2 separate regions of the Homo sapiens genome follow, and region 2 is linked to region 1. Evidence: chromatin loops called from intact Hi-C (ENCODE). Cell type or tissue: heart right ventricle. All regions are shown on one strand. Region 1 overlaps PHLPP1 (PH domain and leucine rich repeat protein phosphatase 1). Region 2 holds the start of LOC105372160 (a long non-coding RNA gene).

Region 1 (8,000 bases):
GGCTAATTTTTTGTATTTTTAGTAGGGACAGGGTCTCGAACTCCTGACCTCAAGTGATCTGCCCGCTTCAGCCTCCCAAAGTGCTGGGATTACAGGCATGAGCCACCACGCCCAGCTTCATTTAGTATTTTACAGCAATGGGTCCGGAGATTTTCTCCTTAAGTGTTCATGTATTAAAAAGCCTATAGTCAACTACAGCAAAGGTGATTTGGAACTTCTGCAACACAACTAAAAGCCTACAGAAGAGAAACCTAGTTGTCCAACACACAGAATCTTATAAAGCCACCAAACCCAACAGCAGTACCATTTGTGTCTTGCAGTCATTTATATAATAACTAAGAATTGGTCAATAGACCATGAAAGCCCGTTTGCCAAAGATGGCAGATGTTCTAATTTGACTTTTCTATATTTGGAATGTGTTCCTTTTCCCTCCCCCATTCCCACTAAAAAAAACACTTCATTTTTTCTGGGAATTAACTGACTCAACAGCACTAACGTACCATGGGTACGATTAGAACACTGGTCGCAGGATCACAGAGTTCTATCTCAAGTTAGAGCTATTTCAAATTATTATTCCTGTAATCAAGAACTGTCATCAGTTCAAGACAACACATGGAACCCCCTTCTCAGGCTAGCCAAAAAAAAAACTCAAGGCACCACTGGCAGAGTCTACTAATTTCAATAGGCATGTTAGCCTTCCTTTTTTAAAATTAAAAGATAAACCAGGCCAGGCGCAGTGGCTCATGCCTGTAATCCCAGCACTTTGGGAGGCCGAGGCGGGCAGATCACGAAGTCAGGAGTTTGAGACCAGCCTGGCTAACATGGTGAAACACCGTCTCTACTGAAAATACAAAAAGTACCCAGGTGTAGTGGTGTGTACCTGTAATCCCAGCTACATGGGAGGCTGAGGCAAGACAGGAGAATCACTTGAACCTGGGAGGCAGAGGTTGCAGTGAACCAAGATCGCGCCACTGCACTCCTGCCTGGGTGGCAGAGTGAGACACTGTCTCAAAAAAAAAAAAAAAAAGATAAAGATAAGCCATATGTGCTTCACAATGACCTTTAAGGGGTAGCCCCCAGAATTTCTCCAGAAGGTGAAAAAAGTTCAGTGAATCTGAACAGTATAAACAGCTGAGACTGCTGCCTAATGCAAAATAAATTAGTCAAAGAGCTCAAATTCAGAAAACAGAAATCAATGCTTTATGTCACTTCTTTAAAAAAAATATTTTTTTTTTTTTTGAGTCAGTCTCACTCCATTGCCCAGGCTGGAGTGCAGTGGCACCATCTCGGCTCACTACAATTTCTGCCTCCTGGACTCAAGTGATTCTTCTGCCTCAGCCTCCCGAGTAGCTGGGATTACAGGGATGCACCACCACGTCCAGCTAATTTTTGTATTTTTAGTAGAGACGAGGTTTCACCATGTTGGCCAGGCTGGTCTCAAGCTCCTGACATCAGGTGATCTGCCCGCCCGCCTGCCTCAGCCTCCCAAAGTGCTAGGATTACACGCGTGAGCCACCGCACCTGGCCTAAAAAATTATCTCTAATACGTAAAGGGTGAAAAATACACATAGAAGCAATATTTTATATTCCAGCCCCCCTCCCCTTCCCATCCAAGCCACTTAGAGATGATACAGAATCCACAGGAAAGGAGTATCCTGATAAGTCCATATCCAGAAGCACATAAGCTGCCATCCTAAAAGTGACGATGGCGTGGGAAATTGGGGCATCAAAAAGAAATGCAGTGGTAAGGCTAAAGAGCCTTCCCTTTCTCCCTACTGTCCCTCAACAAACCCTAATACCTACCCTAAACTTACATTACTCCATATTGTAGATTTTAATCCCCAGCCTGCCAGTTAAAACAGACAAGCAAAAATGGCATAAACTCTGGAGAAAAGTGCTTTTTTTTTTTTTTTTTTGAGACAGGGTCTCGCTCTGTCACCCAAGCTGGAGTGCAGTGGCATGACCATGGCTCACAGCAGCCTCGAACTCCTGGACTCAAGAATATCTTCCCACCTCAGCTTCCCAAGTAGCTAGGACTACAAGCATGCTACCATGCCCATCTAATTTTTTTTATTATTATTATTTTGTAGAGAATGGGTCTCACTATGTTGCCAAGGCTGGTCTCGAACTCCTCAGCACAAATGATTCTCCTGCCTTGGCCTCCCAAAGTGTGGGAAATACAGGCATGTGCCACATACCTGCCAAAAGGGGCATTTTAAATCAGTGAAGAAAGAACACAGTTATTCAATTAAAATGTGCGAACAATTTGTTATTTTTCCTCCTTCCCTTTTTTTTTTTTTTTTTGAGACAGAGTATCACTCTGTCACCCAGGCTGGAGTGCAATGGCTTGATCTCGGCTCACTGCAACCTTCACCTCCCAGGTTCAAGTGATTCTTCTGACTCAGCCTCCCGAGTAGCTGGGATTACAGGTGCCTGCCACCATGCCCAGCTAATTTTTGTATTTTTAGTAGAGATGGGGTTTCACCATGTTGGTCAGGTTGGTCTTGAATTCCTGGCCTCAGGTGATCCACCTACCTCGGCCTCCCAAAGTGCTGGGATTACAGGTGTGAGCCACCGCACCCGGCCTCTCCTTCCTATCTTAAATGATGATACATCAAATTTTTATGCATAGAAAACTATAAAATACTGGCCGGGCATGGTGGGTCACGCCTGTAATCCCAGAACTTTGGGAGGCCAAGGCAGATGGATCACCTGAGCTCAGGAGTTCAAGACCAGCATGGCCAACATGGCAAAACCCCATCTCTACTAAAAATACAAAAGTTAGCTGAGCGTGGTGGCAGGCGCCTGTAATCCCAGCTACTCAGGAGGCTGAGGCAGGAGAATCGCATGAACCCGGGAGGCAGAGGTTGTAGTGAGCCGAGATCACACCACTGCACTCCAGCCTGGGTGACAGAGCAAGACTCCATAAAAAAAAAAAAAAAAAAAAAGAACAGAACAGAACAGAAAAGGAAAGAAAAGAAAAGAAAATGATAAAATACTACAAGTACTAGAAAATTTTTAAAATCCTGGAGTAGAAGAGATATTCCTAAGCATGACACAGACCCTGAAAACCTAGAGGAAAAGACTGATATAAAAGTGAACAGATAAAGAAAATATAAGTGACTTAGTAAACAAAACTAGCTTCTCTATGTAACTCCCAAAGAAATTAGTAAGAAAAAAGCAAACATCCAACCCCCCCAAAAAAAAAAAGCAGGCAAGGGATATGAACAAGTCACAATGAGTTACCAATTAATGTTCAACAAAATTAACTGCAAATTTTTTTAAATTGAGATTTTTTTCCCCAGGATCAGTTACCCTACTCACCCCCTCCCATCCATAAATACAACTACTACCTCTCATCATATCCTACCTCCACACTCAATGGAGAACATGCGTGTGTGTGTGTGTGTGTGTATATACACATACATATATATAGTGTGTGTGTGCATAAGGAAGAATAAGTTTGCCAACTATAGCAGTGTTTATACACGAGAGTTCCTTGTTACTTAAAACTGAATGTCAGCTGCACCCCAGCCATACCACCTCTCTAAGAGACCATCAAGAGAAATTTTTCCTCTGCTTCCGCATCTGGGATACTCAATATGACAGATGCAATATATTTTTACCCTTGTGTACTTACGCATTTTTTTAAAAGTTCCTTTACTCATTTAAAATTGAACAGTAATCTTTGGGGAATTAATTGACTTAGTAGGCTAACTCTCATAGAAAGGAAGCTAAAGCTTTTGCTTAAGATAAATAATTAAATTAAAATGAAATCTAGCATAAAAGGAAATCTGTCATACCCTAAAATTAGCTGGAAATATTTGTTTCCACAGTTCACAAACTATCTTTTTGCTAATGAGAGCAGGATATTTCTTTCTCTCTCTCTCTCTCTTTTTTTAAGAGACAGAAAGAGAGAGAGAAAGTATTCAAAGCAATGGCATATTTCTGATAAAGACTTCCAAATCAGCACACAACAAAAGCCCAAAGATACTGAACAAGTTGTTTCAATTATGTCACAGAAAGGTAGAACTGCGTACATGTACCTGAAAAATAAGCTAAGTTGCAATTAATTTTGACACATCTTTTTAAAAATAATTCAAAGAAGATAATGTTGAATCTTTTTAATACATACATATTTATTTTTTTATTTATTATTTTTTTTTTTTTTTGAGACTGAGTTTTGCTCTGCCACCCAGACGGGAATGCAGTGGTGCAATGTTGGCTCACTGCAACCTCTGCCTCCCGGGTTCAAGCGATTCTCCTGCCCCAGCCTCTGGAGTAGCTGGAATTACAGGCGTGCGCCACTAGGCCCAGCTAATTTTTTGTATTTTTAGTAGAGACAGGGTTTCACCATGTTAGCCAGGCTGGTCTCGAACTCCTGACCTCAGGTGATCTGCCCGACTCAGCCTCCCAAAGTGCTGGGATTACAGGTGTGAGCCACCGCACACAGCCAACACACACATATTTAAAGGGAAATTTTTTTCAAAATTCATGCTTAAATTTTTCTCCCAAATTATTTTTTTAATTCAATGATTTTTTTCTAACACTTTTATTCTTTTAACAATTTCACCTTCAAAGTACTGAATGAACTAAGAACATTGATTTTCTAACACTGTACCTCTTCTCTGCCAACTGTCAATAGTTCTATCATGCATCCCACAAAGGTAACATCACTGATGAAATCTAATTTCTCTCTCTGCAATTAAAATACCCACCTGTTCCATCAGAAGTTCCTTTCTTACAATCTGTCAAAGTGATATGCAACCCCTCAAAAGCACTGATTAGAATGAAAAGAACTAGGAAAAAACCTTGAATAGAGAAACGACTAACTGTGTAAAGCACACAATTTCTTTAACTTTCATTTTTAATAGTATTAATATAAAGAACCACCAAAGACAGTAAGTATTACACATTCACAGTGTGGGAAAAAAAGAACACTGGACAGATCATCAAAATCCTAGGTGGTGGTCCTAACTCTGTAACTGACTTAACCAATGATTCTGGACCAGATTCTTTACCTCACAGGTTTACTTTTCTCATCTATAAAAATACAGATGTTGGACTAAATTATCTCTACAACATCCTAAATTCTATTACCTGTCCAAAGTAACAGTGCAAAAAATCCATTTTCTTAAAATGTTTTTTCTCCTACTGACTCTAAGCACCGGTAGGCAAGCACACAGCTCACCATAAATAAAGCTAACTAGCCAGCAAATTTTACACATTTGTATCCCTCTAATACAGTTATTAGAGTAAACTTGATGAACTAGACTATGAAGGCATCTTGCTAAGTTAATTTAAGAATTTCACTTTAACTTAAAAGAGGATGTACTTTATACTCATCTCTGGCATGCTGAATTTTACTTCAGGAGTAGGAATGACAGGGAACGGGGTAATCAAACATCGATTCTTGTCCTAATCTACACCAAAGAGGAGGTCTGCTTTGTTTGGTTGGCAACCTCCAGCTGACTTGTGTACATTAGGTCCAAGTCCATAAGAAAAGGCAGGGGATTTGACAGTTTTAAGCCCATAGCCATGTCTTACAGAACTTAAAACAACTACAACTTTCAAAGCCCTTCAAAAAAAACAGGCTCTCTAATGAAGCCTCAGAATGTTACGAGTTGGAAGAGATCTTGGACTCGCTCTACTCCAACCCCATCGTCTTACAAATGAGGAAATCAAAGCCCAGGGTAGGTTAAAATGAATGCCCAAAGTCATGCCAAGTTTCCCAACTCTCAGACTACTTTCTCTAAAAAGCAGTACATTTTCTCTCACAGTGTGAGATAAAAGGAAAAAATTGTTTCCCAAAGTTCTGTTTTTGAAGAGGAGAGTGACTTTGACCCAACCCCCACCCCCAACACACCAGCCAAGCTCTTGCTGTATTTAAAAACATGCCTGGTATTTGAAAAGAAAGCCCAAACACTCTAACACATTATTAACTGAGGCAGGTATATGAAAAGATTCATTCTCCACCTGCTCTTCCTCAGATGTCTGATTCAGAAGAAATAGAGAGCAACAAATACAAATCTCTTCCTGCTTAAACAGAATGTGAGAAAAACCCTTTAAAAAAATTACAACCAATTCAAATTCTCTCTAACTTCACTTTCTAATTAGATTTCACTCATTATTGAAATGGTCCAAAACCAAATATTTCAAATTTCATCAGTCTTCAACTGAATGCTTTCACAAACTAGAAGCAAGGCTAATTTACTTTTAGCCAAGCTCCAGTTAGAAAAAAATATGCCAAAATTCTGGATGTTTTTTGCTTGTGTTTTTCTAAAGTATTGATATCTCCAAAATCATACAATATGTGCAACCTCCAAACAAAGTATTTTATGGAGTTTTCATTATTAACTTCTAGGTCACAAACTCAGAGGCCACTAGGCTTACACCTCCACAAGACACTTTATTGTTAAACACACTTTACGATGTATAAAAATCTCAAATGTAAAAAATACAACAGGGAAAAAAATTACTTCAGTATGCATGTGGCATTACAAAATGGTTATGCCTTGTTTCACCTAACATACCAAAAAGTATATGAGGCCAAGTCATGGTAACACAACAAAACCATTCCAACTCTAAAGTCAAAGAATAACAACACTTCATTAATCCAGTAACTGTTATTATGCTTGATAAAAAGCATAATATCACACATCTTCAAAGAGTTGCTATTTCACAGTTACCTAAATATACTAACATCTTTTAATCAAAGTATCATTAAAGTCTATTCTTCCTAAGTACTTGAGTTTCAATTTATCATAAGTTTCTGGAGTTGAAGTTTCATACAAATCCAGTCAGTCATACAGCCTTAGGTTATAAATATCTAATATATCTAATGAATTCATATGGTGGATTTTGTTTAATTATATTATCTTTAGAAAGCCAAAGGTAAGTATAAAAAAGGGTTTGCCGTAGAATCACAGTGACGTCAGGCCAGATTCAAAACCCCTCATTACCAGTGTTCCACCAGATGCATGTGATTAAAGGGATGGAATGGGTTTAGAAGGTGGAACTTTAAAGAAAAAAAAAGACTTCATTTTCCCAGGCTGTTTTAGACATTTTGATAACATCTCTTTCTCTTTTTCAAAATGTCAGGCGTCTTTAAAGGAATCGTTTTTCTATTGAGCGGCTTCAGGATCTCTGGACTTTCACAGTACAATCAAACCCTTCTCCAGTCCAGATAGACTGAATTATGTTAAACCCTGGCACATAACAAAATCATTAAATCTAAGATGCCTCATTTGACAGATGTCTCATTAAATTCACTGCAAAATTAAGTACGAGATGCCTTTGAAAAGTTGGGAGAAACCTGTTAACTCTAAGAAAACTTTCAGAGAGAGCTATTCTCTCAAAATCCAGAGTTCACTCACGTGAAATAGAAGATATTAATAGTATGTAGCACATCTAAAATCTCCTGCCATGGGAGAAATGCCGCTGTGTGTATGTGTGTTTAACACATCCCTGGGGACCCAAACAGGATGGAAGCTGAAAAATCAGGGCACACACCACCAGCTGCTTAACAAAATTCCACAAATTAAATTCAACAAATGTTAAACTAAAATGCCAAGGACTATACTAGGCTTAGATCACATACAATGTCAGTGAATGTTATGTTACCAGTAAATGAAAAGCTAATTTCAGGATTCTAAGAAGAGAATGAGAAACAACAAAAACATTTTACACTTAAAAAATAACTTATCTTTGTATATATCAATCATTTAAGGTGGGTGATTTGATAATCTTATAGCAACCAAAAGATAAAACTTTCAACCTAAAACTTTACACAAATTCATTTACACTCATCTCCTGCCCCTACAATTACTTCAATGAGTACAAAAGACACACGAATTTAGGAATAACTATGAAATTCAAGGAGAAGAACTTACTATCTCTAGCACTATATAACATGAATTATAAAAATTATACAAGAGCACAATAACATCAAGAAAGCATCATTAAAAGACAACTCGATTTTTTAATAATAAGTTTAAGCA
Region 2 (8,000 bases), 49 kb before region 1:
AACAGTTACTCCACAGACTAAATTATTCTATCTCCTGGATACTTAGCCTGTATACTACCTTAGAATAGCAGTAATAGAAGTTTTACAAGGTGTTTTTTGGAGCTCTACTTTCATTTAAAAAAACCCTCTAAAGAATAAACTTAATTTGAACACACGCTTGTATTATTTCTAAAAATATGTAATCTTACACTTAAATAGCTATGTCTCTGAGCAAAACAACAGCAAGGCCCTGATGGAATAAGCACGGTATACAATAAGTCAGAGGGAGTTCAGAATAATGAATTTATTCCTACCAAAAGAATAAATAATGAATTTACTCTTACCATTCTCCTCATCACATCTTCACTGCCGGTTCAACAGAAGCTATTTCCTAATTAAACTAAAGGCTATATTTAGTCTTCCAGATTATTCTCTTTAAGTTAGCCCCTCTAAGTATAAAATGATTTTTAAAAACAACATAGCACCCAAAATTTACTGGCTGCCCAGTCTGCCCTTCAAGTCAATGATTTCCAGCGCTGTCTTTTTAACTGCCAAGGTTCCTCAACTATTCCCTCAAAAAAAGTCTCCTGTATCACAATGGTCTAGGAGGTGCTGGGAAGAATATCAAAGGTAATACATTAAAAAGAGTTCAATCTAACAAAATAATGACAATAGAATGCAGTAAATATAATAACAGAAGTTATGGCTAAGTCCTCCAAGTTAGGGATTGATTAATTCTTTACATAGAAAACTGGCTGATTCACTCTCTCCTTGTCATATGGTATGACATGGAGATTCCAACAAGTGACATCACCTAGATTTAGGCAACTCTTGGGAAATTGACAGTTATTGAGGATTTTTCAGCAGGGTAGTAACACGAATGATTGGAGTAATTTTAAAGTAATAACCTATGACATTATGGCATTATGGAAATAGATTGGAGAAGGCAGACATGATATGCAGGACACCAATGAGAAGGGTGTTTTAATGTGAGAGACAAAAACAACGAGCACTTTAACAAAAATATTCTAAAAGAGAGTCCTTACTGGTTGGGGGAAGGGGATGAGTCCTTTCTAAAACAGAAATCTATTACAAGTGATATCCAAATATAGACAGTGACGGAAAAGGTAAAGTCAAAAATGGATCACAGACTTAAAACTACAGAGCTTCTAGAAGAAAACTCAAGAAAAATCTTTGTGACTTTACAGTAGGCAAAAAACACCTCACAAATTAGGCTTTAAAAAAATTTTAACTTCTGCTTTTCAAAACAACACCCTTTAGATAATATGTAAGAAATATATAATAAAATATATAATATAAATAAGAATATAAGAAACCACAGAATAGGATAAAATATTTTTCAATACATACATATACCTAACAAGGACTAATATCCAGCATATAAAAAGAACTTTCACAACTCAATAACAACCCAATAAGAAAAATGGGCAAAAGATCTAAACTCACATCTCATAAATGAAGATATCTGAATGGCACATGGAAAGATGCTCAAAATCATTCACCATCAAAGAAATGCAAATTTAAGCTACAATAAGATACCACTACAAGCTCATTAGAATGGCTCAAATTTAAAAGATTAACACCAAATACTGCAGAGAATGTAGAGCATTTGGAACTTTCAAACACTGCTAGTGAAAATGCAAAATGGTATAAACACTTTGGAAAATGGTTTGGCAGTTTCCTTTAAAATTAAACGAACATCTACCATTGGGTTGCTAAATATTTACCCCCCAAAAATGAAAACATGTTCACAGAAACTCTTGTAACACCAATGTTCATAACACATTGTTCATATTAGCCAAAAACTAGAAATAGCCCAAGTGTCCATCAATAGGAGAATGACTAAACAAACTGTCATGTATTCATACAATACAATACCAGTCAGCAGGCTGGGCATGGTGGCTCACGCCTGTAATCCCAACACTTTGGGAGGCGGAGGCAGGTGGATCACAAGGTCAGGATATTGAGACCATCCCGGCCAACATGGTGAAACCCCGTCTCTACTAAAAATACAAAAATTAGCCGGGTGTGGTGGCGGGTACCTGTAATCCCAGCTACTTGGGAGGCTGAGGCAGGAGAATCACTTGAACCCAGGAGGCAGAGGTTGCAATGAGCTGAGATCACACCACTGCACTTCAGCCTGGGCCACAGAGTGAGACTCCGTCCCAGAAAAAAAAAAAAAAAACACTCAGCAATAAAAAGGAATGAACTACTGAATACAACATGGGTGAATCTCAAAGTCATTCTACTGAGTACAAGTGAGCAGATGCAAAAAGAGTAAGTGATGGCTCAATTTTGTATGTCAACTTGGCTAAGATACAGTAGGTGTTGCTGTGAAAATATTTTATAAATGTGATTAACTACACTCAGTTGACTTTAAGTAGACTTCCCTCTATAATGTGGGTGGGCCTAATCTAATCAGTCGACGGCAATAAGAACAAAAAACAGATTTCCCAGAGGAAGAGGAATTCTGACTCAATACACTAACATAGAAATCCTGTCTACATTTCCAGCCTGCCCTACAGATTTTAGACTCAAAATTACAACATCAATTCCTGTCTGAGTTTCCAGCTTGCTGGCCAGCCCTACAAACTTCAAACTCAAGACTGTAGCACAGAATCTTAACATGAGTTTCCAGCCTGTCAGCTTGCCCTAAAACTGTTGGACTTACCAGTTCCCATAAGCAAGCCAATTCCTTAAAATAAACTTCTTTATATATATATTTTTTTAAATCTCTTTATAGATATATATCTATGCCTATGTATAGACATAGATAGGCTATCTTATTGGTTCTCTTTTTCTGGAGAACCCTAATACAACATTTTGTATTTATATGAAATTTATATAAATTATGCAATTTATACAAAATTATAGAAATGCAAACGAATCTCTAGTGACTAAAGGTAGATAATGAACTTGGTTCCCTAGGTCAAGGGTAGATAGAGGATAAACATTGCAAAGTGGCATGAGAAAACTTCTGGGGATGACGGAAATCTTTTATATCTTGACTGTGGTGGTGGTTTCACAGGTGGATATAGGTCAAAACTGATCTAATTATATACTTCAAATGACAGTTTACTGTATATAAATTATACCTCAATAAATTATAGCTAAAAGTGGACAACTAGGTGAATGATAGTGTCATTAGTCGAGATAAAAAATACATGAAGAATACGTGCTGAAGTGGATTTACCTTTAGTCACACTCAACTGTGGTTCTACTGGGACATTGTGGTAATGCCAAGAAAGCCAATGAATATATGAGTTTAGACCTGAAAAGATAAATGTGAGCTGAATGCAACTTTGGGAGTTGTCTGCACAAAAGTAATAAGAATGGCTAGGGACAGATTTGATGAGAACAAGATAGCAAGTAAAGAAAAGGAATGTCTTATTAGTGGGCTGGGCGCGGTGGCTCACGCCTGAATCCCAGCACTTCAGGAGGCCGAGGCGGGTGGATCACCTGAGGTCATGAGTTCAAGACCAAGCTGGTCAACATGTTAAAAACCCTGTCTCTACTAAAAATACAAAAAATTAGCCGGGCGTGGTGGTAGGCGCCTATAATCCCAGCTACTCAGGAGGCTGAGGCAGTAGAATTGCTTGAACCCGGGAGGCAGAGGCTGCAGTGAGCTGAGATGGCGCCACTGCACTCCAGCCTGGATGACAGAATGAGATTCCGTCTCCAAGAAAAAAAAGAATGCTTTATTAGTGTCCCACAGATTCTGCTATTGGGTCTTTTGTGACCTGAGGAATGTAGTTTCAATAGAGTAGTAGGGTTGGAAGGTGGACTGAAATCAGTTTTAGAAATAAAAGGAAATTCTTTTAAAGTGACCATGGTGATTATGGGTTATTTTTTTTAAGACATTAGCTATAAAAGCAAGAGAAAAGGAGGTTGATAAATAGGAATGAGAACTAAGAAGGGTTTTATTTTTTGCTTTTTTTTTTTAGAGGTATTTTTGTTTGTTCCCATTTCATGTGCTATTCATTTGAGCTGAAATATTAGTTTTGTTTGTACACAGAAAACATTTGAACACTTTTATAGCCAGAAAGAATGAGCCCACAATGTTGGCAGGTTGACACCACAAAAGGAAAGGATAAGGTTTCTAAACGAAAGTCAAGAACACAGATGAAATTGTTACCTTAAATAATCATCTCAATGGGTTCTACAAATTCTTAAGACAGCTTTCAAATTTACTGCAATTTTAAGTGTGTATATAATGCCTCTTTTAAAAGAAGGGATGGGAATCATTATGATATTAGCTCAGTCAAGGGCAAAGGAAGACTTACTAAATGACCTCTATGTCAAAACCTTTCACAGTTATCATCACATTTAGACATCACAACTTTGCAATCCATTTGTAGAAGAAAAACGAAAGGCTCAGAGAGGTCAAGTGACCTTCCCAAGGTCAAAAACCCAATTGGCAGCTGACAAAGGCTCAAAATGAAGCTGATCTGACTTCAGTCTCCTTGCACTTCCCCATGCCATGCTACGTGTCTAACAATCTGGAAGTATCACAGAGGAGCAAAAATAGCTGAATTCAGCTGCAGTGAACAGTATCAGGAAAGAAGAGAAAAAAACTGTCCGGGACCACATATTATACCTGGCCTTAAATCTATCCAAGCTAACCAGATTTTGGACAACAGACCAATGAAGGAGCCAATGAATCAGTACATATATCACAAGAAGGCTGCTACACAGACTGAATGTTTGTGCCCCCACCCACAAAAAAACATGTATTAAAATACTAACCCCTAATGTGACGGTGTTAGAAGTGAGACCTTTGGGTGGTGATGATGTTGTGAGGGCAAAGCACTCATGAATGAGATTAGTGACCTCATAAAAGCAGCCCCAGAGAGCTGCCTTGCCTTTCCTGCCAGGTGAGTACACAGTGAGAAGATGGCCAACTATAAGCCAGGAAACAGGCCTCCATCAACAAGGAATCTGCCGGCAACTTGATCTTGGACTTCCCAGCCTCCAGGATTGTGAGAAATCAATTATGTTGTTTATAAAACCACACATTCTATGATATTTTATAATGGCAGCCTAAACGAACTAAGACAGGGTTGTGTCATTTTCTACCAAATTCACAGCAACATCAGCAATGGCTTTTCAAATTTCAGTTATTTGAGCTTCCTCAACATTTAGGGTGGAGATACACTACATTTTGGTTAACAACAAACAAACAGAACCCATCCCCCTCACCCCAAAAATAATTTTATTTAGGAAATTAACCTCCCTAAAAATCTGGCATGTTTTGGAGGCAAAGAAGTATGAATAAAGAAAACACACAAACGAACAACAAGGAAACTTTCCATGTAGCCAAAGTTCTCACAACACCCATCTCTGAAATGCACTACTTTATCTCAGGGAGACAAGTAAGGTAAACTATATCAAGGCCATAGGGAAGCTCCAAAAAAAATCATGAAGTACAAAGTTCAAACAACATTACAGGTTTTGAAGGGCTTTGACAACGTTCCACCTTCTACCTATGGAGACTTGTAGCTAACACAAATGTCCCATTATACTGCTTGATGTTTTCCAGCAGCTAAAACCTGTGAAACATGTTAAAAAGAAAAAAATTAAGTGGGGTGGGGATCTTAGAGTAGATCCAATTCAGCAGTACCACAGAAACTAAAGTTTAAATAAGGAGACTCTCAAAACTCCAGCAGCCTAGGGTTCCCAGCATGACAAAATCCAAGCCTTTTTCATTCCTGTTGCTTCCCACATTCATCTCTTCCCTTTGGCTTCCAAGAACATCACATACTGCTTACAACCTTGACTGGGCCTCAGCATACCATAAAGGTCCATTGTACTCAATTTTAGAGTTTTTTTTGGGGGGGTGGGAGAGGAATTCTTTTTTGAGCAGTTCTAACTATATATAAGGATTGTATTTTGTTACTTGTTTTTTTCTTGGACACCTTCCAAAGAACAAAAAGAAAGAGAAAATCTTTTTTTTTTTTTTTTTTTGAGAAAGAGTCTTGCTTAGTAGCCCAGGCTGGAGTGCAGTGGCACAATCTCAGCTCACTGTAACCTCCACCTGCCAGGTTCAAGCCATTCTCATCCCTCAGCCCCCCAAGTAGCTGGTACTACAGGCATGTGCCACTACGCCCAGCTAATTTTTTTATTTTTAGTAAAAATGGGGGTCTCACCATGTTGGCCAGGCTGGCCTTGAACTCCTGACCTCATGCGATCCACCCACATCGGCCTCCCCAAGTACTGAGATTACAGGCATGAGCCAGCATGCCCAATTTAAATTTAATTATTTTTTAAAAACAATAAAATTCACTATCTTTCAAGCCAGATGGGTCTACTGGAGCATTTCATCAACCCAAGATATGTTATGGGATCCTAGTGATCTCGCTTTTCCTGTATCTTAAAACACTTTATTTCATCACCCTAAGAATTATTTCACTATTACACATCAATTATTGCCAATTATGCTTAAAAAAAATAAAGAAAACAGAACAGAAAAATGGAATCCTATTTTCCATGATACGATATAATGATGAAATAAATTATTACTATTATATTATCATCCTTTAGTTTTCTTATTGCATTACCCACAACATTACATAACCTTCCAGAAGAGTTTCAGACTAAACATACTAACTTTATAGTCTGCTTTTAGCTTTCACTGAACACAGTTGAGAATTCAGAATTTTTCATTTTCTGCCCACAATGGCAAAGAGAAGTGACAAATGGAGACACAGCACAGTTACGTCAGAAGATGAATGCAAAGAGACAGATGACAGCACTCTAGCATCAGATTCTGATGAAAGGAGAAGAAGACAGAAGAAAGAAGAAGAAGAAACTGATCATACAGGCTGAATGTCCCTAATACAGAAATCTGAAGTGCTCCCAAATCTGAAACTTTTTGAGTGCCAATAAGATGCCAGAAGCAGGCAATGGACATTGTTAACACTGCAGAAGAAGTGCTTATTGATGACTGGTGAAAATGGCTGATGGGCTTACTGAAGGCCTAGAGTAGTGTGCATTCTTAACAGAAGAAGGTATCAATCATATCAATTTTTAAAATCAAAGAGAGATGTCTAAGATCAAAACCAGTGTTAACGACGCAGATGACTCTAGAGGAAACATTTTTAGAAGCCAACCAGCAGAAAGCCTCCTCATAACTAGAGGACCCACTTCCTGGTCCCTCAACTGCTTCTGATGTTTCTTCTCTCCTAAAAAAGCTCAGTGTGCACTAACCTTTTAATCAAAACACAACATCATCAGTGTACGGATGGGTGAATTTTTAAACAAAAACACAGCATTATAGGTGGAGACTAAAAACCTGCCATTGTTCATTGGGGCTGTTGTTTAACAGATGGTACAGGTAATTCTGTTGATGCTTTTCTGCTTACAGGCTTAGTTACCATGAACACATTATTTTTTCACTGTATTAATGGTATGTCATATTTCTCACTGTTAAGAACTCATGTGTGAATAAGTATAAGAAAATGATTGCTTAATGGTAGCATATACATTCAAAGTCAGGAACAATGGTGATGCCAAACCACCTCAGATGATCCACATGGATGGCTGAGATAGTGACAACTTTGCTTTCTTTTTTTTTTTTTTTTTTTGAGACAGTCTCACTCTGTCGCCCAGGCTGGAGGGCAATGGCGCAATCTCGGCTCACTGCAACCTCCACCTCCCGGGTTCAAGCGATTTTCCTGCCTCAGCCTCCCAAGTAGCTGGGATTACAGGTGTGCGCCACCATGCCCAGTTCATTTTTGTATTTTTAGTATAGATAGGTTTACACCATGTTGGCTGGTCTCAAACTCCTGACCTCAGGTGATCCACCCACCTCGGCCTCCCAAAGTGTTGGGATTACAGGCGTGAGCCACCGCGCCCAGACCATCTTTGCTTTCTAAAGGTTCAATGTATATACCATCTTTGTTTCATGCACAAAATTATTTTAAAATATTATATAAAATTACCTTCAGACTATGTGTATAAGGTGTATAGGAAACATAAATGAACTTTGTGTTCAGACTTGG

The links. Hi-C counts contacts between places; a loop is a spot of excess contacts. Peaks named below come from ENCODE experiments on the same cell type or tissue, not always from the same donor. Only the 100,000 strongest peaks of a DNase experiment are listed, where the experiment ranks them.
Region 2: it touches region 1 in a loop (2.0-fold over the local background); 23 of 110 quality-filtered maps call a loop at or near these places.

What each region holds. Positions count from the first base shown.
Region 1 is chr18:62,721,532-62,729,531 of GRCh38, reverse strand. The region is part of intron 1 of PHLPP1 (PH domain and leucine rich repeat protein phosphatase 1); the gene reads right to left. Among named protein-coding and RNA genes, the nearest start is that of PHLPP1, 10 kb to the right of the region's middle. In heart right ventricle, no CTCF peak of the experiment used is centred here; no DNase peak of the experiment used is centred here; H3K27ac peaks cover 1,363 bases.
Region 2 is chr18:62,770,795-62,778,794 of GRCh38, reverse strand. The region is part of intron 1 of PHLPP1 (PH domain and leucine rich repeat protein phosphatase 1); the gene reads right to left. LOC105372160 (a long non-coding RNA gene) reads left to right here and starts at 4,940. Exons shown (of 3, transcript XR_007066397.1): 1 at 4,940-4,979. In heart right ventricle, no CTCF peak of the experiment used is centred here; no DNase peak of the experiment used is centred here.